Linked DNA regions of Homo sapiens: region 1 is linked to region 2. A link is a contact called in ENCODE Hi-C or POLR2A ChIA-PET data. All regions are on one chromosome and are shown on one strand. Each heading gives the region's core, a stretch centred on a gene start or an enhancer-like site at or near the end of the contact. The rest is flanking DNA. Distances are from core to core; before and after follow the strand shown.

What was found. A loop is a pair of places that touch in the nucleus more often than their neighbours do. ChIA-PET counts read pairs that join two places held with the same protein, here RNA polymerase II (POLR2A). Pooled maps may share reads with other maps.
Region 1: a map of GM12878 shows a loop between it and region 2 (2.5-fold over the local background). The contact joins two enhancer-like sites. A Hi-C loop is called at or near these places in 1 of 168 maps with a recorded cell type or tissue (GM12878), 19 of 37 single-sample maps with no recorded cell type and 6 of 50 pooled maps. POLR2A ChIA-PET finds 5 or more read pairs at or near these places in 4 of 52 experiments (B cell, CD4-positive, alpha-beta T cell, OCI-LY7 and 1 more).

What each region holds. Positions count from the first base shown.
Region 1 is chr10:5,859,483-5,866,155 of GRCh38, reverse strand. It overlaps ANKRD16 (ankyrin repeat domain 16), which reads left to right. Exons shown (of 8, transcript NM_019046.3): 8 at 3,465-4,540. It also overlaps the pseudogene RPL12P28. Among named protein-coding and RNA genes, the nearest start is that of TRV-TAC3-1, 9.0 kb to the right of the region's middle. RefSeq lists enhancers at 2,970-3,099, 3,300-3,369, 3,670-3,719. Within about 2 kb of position 4,680, at least 4 of the 41 ENCODE cell types and tissues checked have a DNase peak (open chromatin) inside an H3K27ac peak, as active enhancers do; they include B cell and GM12878, where a contact is called at or near this core.
Region 2 is chr10:6,045,535-6,051,693 of GRCh38, reverse strand. All of the region lies in intron 1 of IL2RA (interleukin 2 receptor subunit alpha), which reads left to right. Among named protein-coding and RNA genes, the nearest start is that of IL2RA-AS1, 13 kb to the right of the region's middle. RefSeq lists enhancers at 190-459, 550-679, 690-1,069. Within about 2 kb of position 1,638, at least 30 of the 41 ENCODE cell types and tissues checked have a DNase peak (open chromatin) inside an H3K27ac peak, as active enhancers do; they include B cell and GM12878, where a contact is called at or near this core.

The DNA of each region.
Region 1 (6,673 bases), core at 3,431-5,930, 190 kb after region 2:
TATCTAGGTAGGCGGTTGTCTGATAGCCATAACTTCCTTTGGCACCTATTATGCCATTTACATCATGAGTAGTCCAGACAGTGAGATCCTTTCCTTGTATTATTTTGATAGCCTCTAACACTGAGACGGCCACCGCTGCAACTACCCATAAACAGTGAGGCCAGCCTTTTGCTACTATATCAGTTTCCTTACTTAGGTATGCCACTGGTTGTGGGGTTGTCCCATGAGTCTGAGTAAGGACCCCAAGAGCTATTTCTGCTCTCTCTGTGATGTATAAAGAGAAGTTTTGTCCTGTGGGAAGGCTTAAGGCTGGAGCTTGAGTTTGTTCCTTCCAATGCCCAGACTTCAGGGTTGATTCCCTCCTCAAGCAGGGGACAACAAATCAGTAACTCGTTCCCCATATTCATGTAGATAATAGCTCCAGCTTTGGCTAATATGTCCCTCCCTAATAAGGGTGTGGAACTTTCAGGCATAACAAGAAAGTCATGTGAAAAGAGCAAAGCATCCGAATTACAACTGAGGAGGTGGGAGAAATACCTGGTTATAGGCTGTCCCAGGATTCCTTGGATGGTAACAGACCTTGAGGACAGCTGTCTGGGACAGGAGATTAACACTGAGCCTCAGATGGTAACAGACCTCAAGGACAGCTGTCTGGGACAGGAGATTAACACTGAGAAAGCCATGCCACTGTCCAGGAGGAAGTCGATTTCCTGGCCCTCAATAGTTAAACATACCTGGGGCTCAGTGAGGGTGATGACATGAGCTGGCGCTTGCCCTGGGCACCCTCGGTCCTGTTGTTGGATCATCTGGTTGGGGGCTTCTGGCCCAGAGAACCTTTGTCCTCTGGGGCAGTGCACCTTCCAGTGATTGCCTCGGCATAGTGGACATGGGCGAGGGGGCAGCTTGTTTCTTGTTGGACAGTCTTTTTTAAGGTGTCCTTGCAAACCACACTGGTAACAAGCCCTACCAGGTGATTGGCCTGCTCCATTTTCTGTGCTCTCTGAACCACCAAGGTTGGTTTGTCTGAGGGCCATGACTAAGGCTGCAGCCTTTCTCTGATCTAACGTTTCCTTTTCAGCCTGTTCCTCTTGGTCCTTATCATAGAACACAGAGGTTGCCAGGTTTAATAATGCCTCCAGATTTTGTTCAGGGCCCAGGGCTCGCTTTTGGAGCTCTCTCCTGATATCTGTGGCTGATTGGATAATAAACTTACCTTTTAGGATCAATTGACCCTCGAGTGAGTCGGGCGACAGGGGAGTATATTTTCTTAAGGCCTCCCGTAGCCGCTCGAGGAAGGCAGAAGGATTTTCTTCCTTTCCCTGAGTTATGGTGGACATCATCAAATAATTCACAGGCTTTTTCCTAATTCTCCTTTGTCCTTCTAGAACACAGATCAGCAGATGTTTACAACTCCAGTACCCATGGTCTGAGTTGAGGTCCCACTGGAGATCCATAATGGGGACGGCTTGCTGACCAGTAGGGAATTTGTCCCTTTCTTCGGCTGTCATTCTGTCATTTACTTGACTAAGATTCCAGGTATCTCCAAACTCTCGGGCTGCAGCTAAAGCCGCATTCTTTTCATTAAAGGCCAGGGTGTGATCTAGCAATAGCATGACATCTCTCCAGGTGAGATTGAAGGTTTGCCCTGGACCCTGTGGGACATCTATATACCTATCAGGATATATCTGAAAACTTACCCAGGTCTACCTTGATCTGCTTTAAATCAGAGAAGGAGAAGGGGACATGTACCCGGGTTGGGCCAAATTCCCCTCCCCATACAGCTTGAAAAGGACATAACCGATAGCAGGGGTGGGGGGGAGGTTGTGGTCCCTTGGAGATTTCTTTGCTTGTTTCCTTCTGGGCAGGGGAGGTTAGAGGAGGCTTATCATTAATAGGAAGGGGCTATAGGGAGGCTAGGATCTGGGGGTAAGCTGAGAAGTCCTCCTGTGGGATGTAAGTTGTAAGCTTTGCATAGTTGTGGATTCTCCTTAAAAGAAAGCTTGGACATAAGGTATTTCACTCCATTTGCCTTCTCCCTTACAGAAAAGGTCAAGCTGCAGGATAGTATTGTAATTTATACTTCCCTCAGGTGGCCATTTTTCCCCATCAGAGAGAGAATATTGGGGCCAGGCTGTAGTGCAGAAAAAAATGAGCCACCTCTTTTTCAGGGTTTGTGGGTCAAACTGGTCCCAATGGCTTAGATGCATTTCAAGGGTGAGCCTGTTGATGCCTGAGTGTTTCCCATCTGGGTCGCCAAAATGTATCCGGACTTTATTCCTTCTGGTGCGTTCTTGGTCTCACTGACTTCAACAATGAAGCCGTGGACCTCGCAGTGAGTGTTACAGTCTTAAAGATGGTGCATCCAGAGTTGTTTGTTCTTCCCAGTGGGTTTGTGGTCTTGCTGACTTCAGGAATGAAGCCGCAGACCCTCACGGTGAGTGTTATGGCTCTTAAAGTTGGTGTGGACCCAAAGAATGAGCAGCAGCAAGATTTATTATGAAGAACAAAAGAACAAAGCTTCCACAGTGTGGAAGGGGACCCAAGTGGGTTGCTGCTGCTGGCAGGGGGTGGCCAGCTTTTATTCTCTTATTTGTCCCCGCCCACGTCCTGCTGATTGGTCCATTTTACAGAGTGCTGATTGGTCCACTTTACAGCGTGCTGATTGGTATGTTTACAATCCTTTAGCTAGACACAGAGCGCTGATTGGTACATTTTTACAGAGTGCTGATTGGTGCATTTACAATCCTTTAGCTACACAGAAAAGTTCTCCAAGTCCCCATTTGACCCAGGAAGTCCAGCTGGCTTCACCTCTCAGTATGAACCTTTAATATGAGCTCTGCCCTCTAACTTTGTGAGCGTACAGCACAGTAACATTCACCTCAGGCCCAGTGCTGCCCACCCATCTGGAGGACTGATTCTTCTGGCACAGGGGAAACTTGATCTGAATTGAGAGCAGCTCCCCCTTCCCTCTCCTGTGGGATCTGCATGTCTCCCAAGTTCCACAGTAATGCTGGTGTGGACACTGCGTTGGGGAGGCCTCGTGTTGAAAGCCCATGGAGTCAGGGACGTGGCAGGATCACTGGCTGTATAGCAGCAGCTGAGGGTCCCTGTCCTGCAGTTTTCTCCACCACAGTCAGCTGCTCCGGGACAGTAGGTGGAAAGTCAGAATTCACTAAGATGGGGACTTTTCCAGGCAAACAGAGCAGAAGGGTCATTTAGCACAGTGTCTGGTACAGGGGAAATGCCCAAAACACACAGCTTGTTACTATCTAGCGCCAGCCTCCCCTTCCCTTCTCCCTTCCAACTGCGCATGGGACTCTCCCTCTCTGACTGTGCAGCATGTAGAGCCAGGCCCTGTAGCCAGCAGCCCTGAGTCCAGCTGTGGGACCTTGTGCTAGCTGCTTGCCCTCTCTGAGCTTCTGTTTCATCTGTAAACTGAGATGATAATAACTCTTTCTTCACAGAGTTGCTGGGAGCCTGAGCACCTTTCGTTTTTCGGCTCAGAGAAAGCCAAGTGCAACTTGCTTCAGTCATCCTGAACCTGAGTTCAACCAACCGCAGCCACCTACGTTTGACCCCAGCGAGATCAAAGTTGTATATCTGAGGTGTACCAGTGGTGAAGTCAGTGCCACATCTGCACTGGCCCCCAAGGTCAGCTCCCTGGGTCTGTCTCCAAAAATGGTTGCTGATGACATCACCAACCATTGACTGGAAGAGTCTGAGGATGATAGTGAAACTGACCAGCCACAGCAGACAGGCCCAGATTGAGGTGGTGCCTTCTGCCTCTGCCCTGATCGTCACAACCCTCAGGAACCACCGACAGAAAGAAAGAAACACAAAAACATGAAACACAGTGGTAGCACCACTTCTGATGAGATTGTCAACATTGCCTAACAGATGCAGCAGCAGTCTTTAGCCAGAGAACTCTCTGGAACCATTAAAGAATTCCTGGGGGCCGGTTGCGGTGGCTCATGCCTGTAATCCCAGCACTTTGGGAGGCCGAGGCGGGAGGATCATGAGGTCAGGAGATCGAGACCATCCTGGCTAACGTGGTGAAACCCCGTCTCTTACTAAAAATACAAAAAAATTAGCCAGGCATGGTGGTGGGCGCCTGTAGTCCCAGCTACTCAGGAGGCTGAGGCAGGAGAATGCTGTGAACCCTGGAGGCAGAGCTTGCAGTGAGCCGAATATGCGCCACTGCACTCCAGCCTGGGCAACAGAGCAAGACTCCGTCTCCAAAAAAAAAAAAAAAAAAAAAGAATTCCTGGGGCCTGCCCAGTCTGTGAGCTGCCATGTTGATAGTATCACAGATGATACCAACAGTGAAGCTGTGGAATGCCCAGCTAGTTAAAGAATGCAAAGGAAAATATTTTCACAAAGGGTTATCTGATAACCAAAAAAAAAAAAGACATTTCATCTAAGCCACTTAACACCGTGTCTGATGTGTAGTAAATAATAAATGTCAATGATTCTCAAAGAACCCAGGAATAGAAAAAGCATTTAATAAAAATTAGCTCTTGGCATAATCTCTTCATCCACACCCAGCAGAGTCGTCAGATGTCTTCCAGGTTCACAAGAATTAATTTCTCCGCCCCTGTTCCTGCTTTGCACTTTGTAGCAATTATCCCATGGTTCGCCTTATGTTAGAACTATTTATATAAGTGGTAGTCAAGGCCACTGAGTCATGCATCCCTGGAGGTCAGTTACTATTTCTTTTTATGAGTCAGAGTCACTCTGCCGCCCAGGCTGGAGTGCAGTGGTACGATCTCGGCTCACTGCAACCTCCGCCCCCTGGGTTCAAGTGATTTTTCTGCCTCAGCCTCCCAAGTAGCTGGGATTACAGGCTCCCACCACCGTGCGCGGCTAATTTTTGTATTTTTAGTAGAGACAGGGTTTCATCATGTTGGCCAGGCTGGTCTCAAACTCCTGACCTCAGGTGATCCAACCGTCTCAGCCTCCCAAAGTGCTGGGATTACAGGCGTGAGCCACCGCACCCCGCCTGGGTCAGTTACTGTATCTTACGCACCTTACAAACCCCAGAAGGCTGCACACAGCTCCTGCACATGGTATGCCTTCAAGGAATTACCCATGGATTTGAATAAGGTTATATATGATGTAACACTCATGCGCTTTATTTCATTTTTAATGAGTTTATATTCTAAAATATTTGCTTCTGGGGAAAAATAATTCAGACAGTACAAATAAAGATTATTCCAAATAGGATCATATAACACTCTTGCAACTTTAAACTGAGTGCATTGTTTCTCATTAGTTCTTTTTGTTTTGTTATTTTCATTTTCTCATTAGTTCTTAAAGATCTACCTCATTCTTTTTAACTTTGCATAATGTTGCATTCTTTCTGACATTCCATCTTTCAGATGTGCCACAATTTGTCTAAGCTGTTCCCTATTTCTGGACATTTTAGGACATTCTGGGGTTGTTTAAGTTATTATAAACAGCAGTGCCGGACACATCTTTGTGTCCTTATGGGAATGACTGGAAGATAAATTCCTAGAAGCGGATCAAAGGATCTGTCCATTTTTTTAGGTTGCCAACTGTATCAGCTACAGTTCAGTTAGCAGAGACTAGCGTTCATTGGAGCCAGCTTATGCAGAAGATTTGTTACGGGGTCCTGATGGTATGCAGAATTGTCAGGAAGGCTCGAGAACAAATCTCGTTGAACTTTCAGGGACGATATCAAGGGCTGTACTTCAGACCTAGGCCTCAAAAAGAAGTGCCTTTTCAATCAGGAAAATCTTTGCCAGTATAGGAAGCTGCTGCCTTCGCTTCCAACTCCAGAAGCTTGCTGTCTTCATCTGCTACAGTCGAGAGGCCAAATGATCAGAAAACACTCCACAGAAAATCACTTGCAGCCTTTGCCAGTGGAAGCAGAAATACGGCTTTCGCTTCTGCTTTCCGAAACTCAAGCAATTAGCAGAATCCAACTCACATCTCAAAATCTGGACCTAGGGGAGCCTGGGGCATGTAGCTGGTAACTTCCCTGTGTCTGCAGTGTGGGGCTCACATGCCCAGGAGGCTGGGATGGGTCTTGAGCACCACAGACATCGCTTTTGCCAAGATTCCTTCCCAGGCATACCCATCACCAAAGCTGTGTGGTATCGCACTTTTTTTTTTTTTTTGAGACGGCGTCTCACTCTCGCCCAGGCTGGAGTGCAGTGGCACAATCTCAGCTCACTGCAACCTCCATCACCTGGGTTCAAGCGATTCTCCTGCCTCAGCCTCCCAAGTAGCTAGGATTATAGGCGCACACCACCACTTCCAGCTAATTTTTGTATTTTAGTAGAGATGGGGTTTCACCATGTTGGCCAGGCTGGTCTCAAACTCCTGACCTCAGGTGATCCACCAGCCTCGGCCTCCCAAAGTGCTGGGATTACAGGCGTGAGCCACTGCGCCTGGCCACGGTATCACACTTTTAATGGCCACTAACATGATGTACTATCTCATGATTTTAATTTTGCATTTCTTTTTTTTTTTTTTTTTAAAGACAGGGTCCTGTTCTGTTGCCCAGACTGGAGTGCAGTGGTGTGACCATAGCTCACTGCAGCCTTGACCTCCTAGGCTCAAGCAACCTCGACCTCCTAGGCTCAAGCAATCCTCCCTTCTCAGCCTCCTGAGCAGCTGGGACCACAAGCACGCACCAGCTCGCCCAGCT
Region 2 (6,159 bases), core at 389-2,888:
ACAAAAGTTAGCCAGGTGTGGTGGCACATGCCTGTAATCCCAGCTACTCAGGGAGGCTGAGGCAGGAGAATCCCCTGAACCTGGAGGCTGAGGTTGCAGTGAGCCGAGATTGAGCCACTGCACTCCAGCCTGGGTGACAGAGGGAAACTCCGTCTCAAAAAAAAAAAGAAAAAAAATATATATATATATATATATATATTTGTGTGTATTTTCTCCTCATGAAATGAGCTCCTTGAAGCAAATCGGCCCATCTTTTCAGAGAAAGATCAGTTTATTACGTCACCAAGTAAAGGGCAAAGGAATCATTTCTAAAAGTTTCGTTTGAAGTCCCCGGAGTTAAAGTTGACGTCAGCCTCTTCCTGCCCTGGTGCCCCGAGAGTTTCCCGGGAGTTTTGGGGATGACACCCGGCTGCATGCGTGACATCTCGCTGGCTGGGGGCAGGCCTGGTGGCTTCCCCGACAATGAAACCAGGCAGAGCCTGCAACCCAGCTGAGCACCAGTGTGGTCTCTGCTTCCGGTCCTTGTGGTAGCACCTCTGTTTACAGCCTGATTTAGAACAAAAAGAACTTTTGTAAAGGAGAAAACTCCTTATATTAAATGGAAAGCAAAACAAACAATTACCAAAAAAAAAAAAAAGTTGGAGGGGTGTTTCAGAATAAAAGAGCCGTCTCTCCAGACATCTGTCTGACGCCCAGGTGGCGCTGAGACCACAGGGTGAGCCTTTTGGCTGGAGATGTTGATCCCTGGTTTACTGCACTTCGGGCTTTCACTACCTTTCACCCACCGGACCATCAGTTTCACTTTCCCTCTCCCAGCGTCTCTCAAGCTCTGCTTCTCTGGCCCCGTTTTCAATCTAGTGCAAGAGGACCTGTAGCCAGGGCACCCATCCTCCTCCTCCTCGTCCTGCACTGGGATCCCAGCTCTGAGCACTCCCGGGCCAGGGAGGCCTTGCTGCGTGCTCTGCTTCTGTGATCTTACAGATTCCTCATGGCCACCATAGGAGATGGGGACTGTTAGCACTATTCCCCCACCCCAACCACCTTTTTTTTGAGACAGAGTCTCACTCTGTTGCCCAGACTGGAGTGCAGTGGTATGATCTCGGCTCACTGCAACCTCTGCCTCCCGGGTTCAAGAGATTCTCATGCCTCAGCCTCCCCAGTAGCTGGGATTACAGGCATGCCCCATCGCCATGCCTGACTAATTTTTGTATTTTTAGTAGAGACAGGTTAGTAGAGACCATGTTGGCCAGGCTGGTCTCAAACTCCTGACCTCAATTGATCCACCAGTCTCAGCCTCCCAAAGTGCTGGGATTACAGGCTTGAGCCACCACGCCCTGCCACCATTCCCATTTTACGGATGAGGAAACTGAGACCATGAGGCAGTAATTCACTCTCCCAAGAAAGCAAGGAGCCAGTAGATCTGAGCAGAACCCATGCATTCAGGCCGACACAGGAAGCAAGCTGTCAACAGGCACTGTTCATCTCCTGGGCTGCCTAGGCAGGCCCTGAAGCTCTGGTTTTCAGTCACCCTGTTATTCATCCCCAAGTTAATCTCCCCTGAAAGCACCTGTCGTGATGCCCTTTCGGCTGCAAGAGCTCCAGTCATTTCCATTGCCTCAGGGGCACTTTGCTACCTCCTCTGCCTGGCACACAACATGCTCCCCAGCCAAGACTGTTCCCTCAGCACATAGCACGCCTTGGCCAGCAGGTCTCCTCCTGTCCTTCAAAGGGAACCTCCTCATTTGTGATTTCAAAGCTGGACTCCCAGGAACACCCTCCTCCCTTACTGGAACAATCTTCCCCATCTTGTCTGCCTACCGGAATTTTTCCCAACCAGAAAAGCGTCTTGAGAGAATGGAAAAGTCTTATGAATTTGGAAAGTTGACAGCTTGAATTCAAATCCTAGCTTGAACTTGTGAATTTCTACTTTCCTTTACGAAAACCTTTGCATGCCATTCTGTGCAGGCACTAGCAAGGTGGTGGGAGGGAGATGGATACAGTAGGGTGAGTGCCGTGTAAAGAAAAGGGAGCAAAGTCTGGGACTGCAGAGAAATGCCACAAAGCACAGACAGAAGAGTCCCGGAGGCTTCCCAGAGAAAGATGACAGCCAATGGGAGACCTCCAGGGAAAGCAGGAGTTAAGAAGGTAGAAATGCATTAGGGAAGTGTGGCATGAGCATGATGGTCAATTTCAATGTGTCCACTTGCCTGGGCTAAGGGATGCCCAGATAGCTGGCTAAACAGTCTCTCTGGGGGTGTCTGTGAGGGTATTTCCAGGAGACACTAGCATTTGAATTGAATAGACTGGGTAAATTTCTTGTTGGTAGACTGAGTAAAGAAAATCACCCTCACCAGTGTGGTGGGGATCATCCAACCATAGAGGACCAGAATAGAACAAGAAGGCAGAGGAAGGTTGCATTCTCTCTGTTCAAGCTGGGACATCCGTCGTCTGCTCTTGGACATTTGCACTCCTGGTTCTCCAGCTTTTGGACTCTGGGACTTACAGCAGGGCCCCTCTGCTCCTCAGGCCTTCAGTCTTAGACTGAGCCACACCACCAGCTTTCCTAGTTATCCAGCTCCAGCTGGCATATTGTGGGACTTCTCAGCCTCCATAATTGAGTGAGCCAACTCCCATTATAAATATTCTCTTATTTATCTACATACATCCTATTGGTTTTGTTTCTCTAGAGAAATTCTGTTTCCCTGAATAATACAATGACCAAGGCCCAAGACAAAACACATGGTGAGCTCCAAGAGCCACGCAGAGTCCCGCAAGGCAGGAGAGCTCAGGCACATAGTGGAAGCAGAGATTTTGAAGTTGGGCATGAGCTGTGTCTTGGAGTCTCCCCATGTCACTGGGCTTAAACTGTGTCCTGGAAGGAACAGAACATCCCAGAGGGGTCTCAGTCAGGGCATGGCTTGTACTTTGGAGAGACAGCATTGGGTTTATGTGAAGAATGAAGGAAGAAGAGAAAGCACTGGGTTTATGTGAAGAATGAAGGGAAGCAGAAAGGCAAACCCATAGGGCATTGAGTAACCTCCATGGAAGTCCATGAGGGTAGGGTTTTAACCTCGGTGGGCCTCAGCTTCTGTTCGTATAAAATGGGAATAACACAGACCCTGCTGGGTGCTGTAAGGCTACATAAGCTAGCCTGCCTAGAGTGACCAGAGCACACAGTAGGTGCTCACTAAATGTGACTTGCTGGGCTTCTAGTCTGCATGGCCAAAGGCCCTTCCCTCGGACCTTTCCGTGTGGATGCCTCACAGGCTGCTCAGTCTACACATCCAGAACTGTCCTCCCTCCCTGGAACCTACTCTTTCTCCTCTCTTTGCTATCTCAATGAATGGCACCCCATCCTCCCCATCGCCCAGGAAATCTGGGCAAAATCCTCATTTCTTCCTTGCTGTCCTCCATGCACCTAATAATCCAGCCTCAATTTTTGGCAATTCCAACTTCTAAAATCTCTTAACGCCAGCAACCCCTCTTCTTGCTTACTTATCACCACCCACCTCAGGACTCCCATGACAGCCTTCCTGTGATGCATGACGGGCACATGACAAGGGCAGTTGAGGGTCAGGGGCCACGGGAGCAGGATGCAGCCAGCACATGAGGGAGGATAGGCGGGAGGACAGGCAGACACTTGTGCGTAAGAGCACGCACTTGTCAGGCTGCCTGGGTCCAAGTCCTAGCTCCACCACTGAGGGGCTGTGTGTCTCTGGGCAAGTCACTGGGCCTCTCTGTGCCTTAGTTCCTGCCTCTAGAGAACGGAGATGAGAAGAACACATCACCTCATAATTAATTACTGCATAAGTAATAATTTTAATTATATTGACTATTATACTCTATTAGTGTATGATGTCTTTTATTATATATATTTATCATATAATATACTAATTATATTAATGAGTATACTATAGTATTTTATATAACATACCCTAATTGCTTATTATATATCTGTATAATTATTTTATCATATAAGATAATTTCATAAGCTAAGATGGTATTTTATATATTTCATTTATTATATATTTATATTTATATACTTTATTGTATTTGAATTGTGATGTCTAATAAAATAATAGATACGTTAATTATCCTTCATATTCATAATAAGCTCCTTCATTGGTGTCTGGGAAGCCGAGAACATTTGTGCGTGTGAGCTCTCCTGTGTGTTCGGCATGCAGTGTGTTGCGTCTCAGCTGACGTGATTGCTGTTTTTGGTGGCCCGGAGGCACAGGGTGCATGCTACAGGCAGGAAGAGCTTTGGAGCAGGCTGACTCCTGAGCTCTCCTCTGGTGCCGTGGCTTCTGAGGCCCCCAGGTGACAACCAGCCTTTGCCATTCTAGTGTTTCCTCTATGTTCATCCCGCGTTCTGAGTGTGGCACAGGCCACACTCCTGACCCCACCAGCATCAGGTGCTGTGCACATGGTATGAGGTCGGGATGGAGTGCTGTTGGCATGGGGGTTGTTCCTTGGGCTACCTGTGTCCACATGGTCTGATTAACCCCTTCTGCACATCAGCAAGGGTTCAGCACCTCCTCAGGGTTAGGGCATGCGCAGGGCATGCAGGGATTTGAGGGTCCTTGGACAATGCATGTTCTCCATGCAAGCATGCAGAGACATGGAGAGGGTCTTTGTCCCTTTCAGTCCTAACATTCTGTGGCTTCATAACTACTTGTCCCACACCCGAGTAAAAAGCAGGATCTTCTCAGCACTGTGCTGAGGAAGTCTTTAAACCTTCCAGTAGGACATGGGATCCCTGCCTGCATCTTAAGTTCCCATGTCCTTAGGAAACGTGGCCACCTTGGAATTCAGCTCTCCAAGAAGCCCAGTGTGAATGCCCATTGCAGGAGCATCTGAGCTCACCCCCACTAACCCTGAGGTATCTGTTGAAAAGAATAGAACCCACCCACTGAAACTATCAGAGATCAAATGTTGTGTGTTGACTAAGAATTTGTGTTAAGGCAGGGATAGTTGAGCACCAATGCTTTCAAGGAACTCTGGAGAAATGCAAGCCTGTATTTCCTCTCAGCATGGCTGCAGAAGAGGGCCAGGGCAGCAGACAGGCATTTTGACCCACTCACAGATGAATACAAAGACTAAACTCAGCAAAAGCCTTGAGGTTGCATTTATGTGTCTGAGAACAGTCCCTGGAGCACAGGCATGGGCTTTTGGTACCACGTAACCTACAACCGTAAGCTCTCTGCTCTATGCTGTCCACTCCATCAATCCCACAGTGCCTGAAATGTCATTGTCTTACCCGATGTCTGGGGTAGCATCTGTGAACACACGGATTTGACACTTTTATGATGCTGTTTGTCTCTACTGAACCCTTCTTAAGCAAAATCACAGTAGACTAGCAGATCATGGTAGTATCTGAAAGCGCCAGGACCCCAGAACCTCAATCAGTGCTCCCCACTTCCCATGGTTTTCTCCCTGTGTTTCCACATTTGGATTGTCATTGTCTGTGAAAAGGCATGATCCCTGTCAACAACACACAGTGTATGCAATGTGTGTCTTGTGTAAAACGGAGTGTGAATTCTTGAGAGCAGGAAGGAAAAGGGGTACAAGAGGTTCCCCTGCGAGATGGGTGAGGAGCAGGGCAGAGTGAGCCTGGCTGCTGGGAACCCCTGAGGAGAGCTCTGGAGAGGGTTCTGGACACGTGGGCTTGGTCAGCCTGACAATTAGGATTTGTGTTAACAGGACCGGCCCTCACCTGACACCAACTGGACTGAGGTTCCCAGGAGAAACTCTTAGCATCATGACTTTGGAGGTTGCCATCATTTTTGATGACTTTTTCTTTTTCCTTCTTTTCTGTTTCCCTCTTGTCAAGTTTCTACCTGTAAGTTATACTTACTTATTCTGTGTTTCTTTACAGTCTCAGGGGAAATTCCGTTGAGTTGAAAATTTCCTCAGCTCCTCGCTCCAGTTTCTCAGAAGAGTCTCTCTCCTTGCAGAAAAGACTGTGGGTGGGAGTCACCAATTTAGCATATTTCTACTAAAAATATGACTCCATCCCAAGAAATTGGTTTTAAAGATTTGAGGAAAAACTGCTTTTAGATTTCAGAGAAAGAAAAAGAGTGTGTTTCTACTTCCCCCTTTTAAATCTGATAACTTTTATTTTAATCAGGTTGACATTCTGTGGTGAGCTTGTGGTTA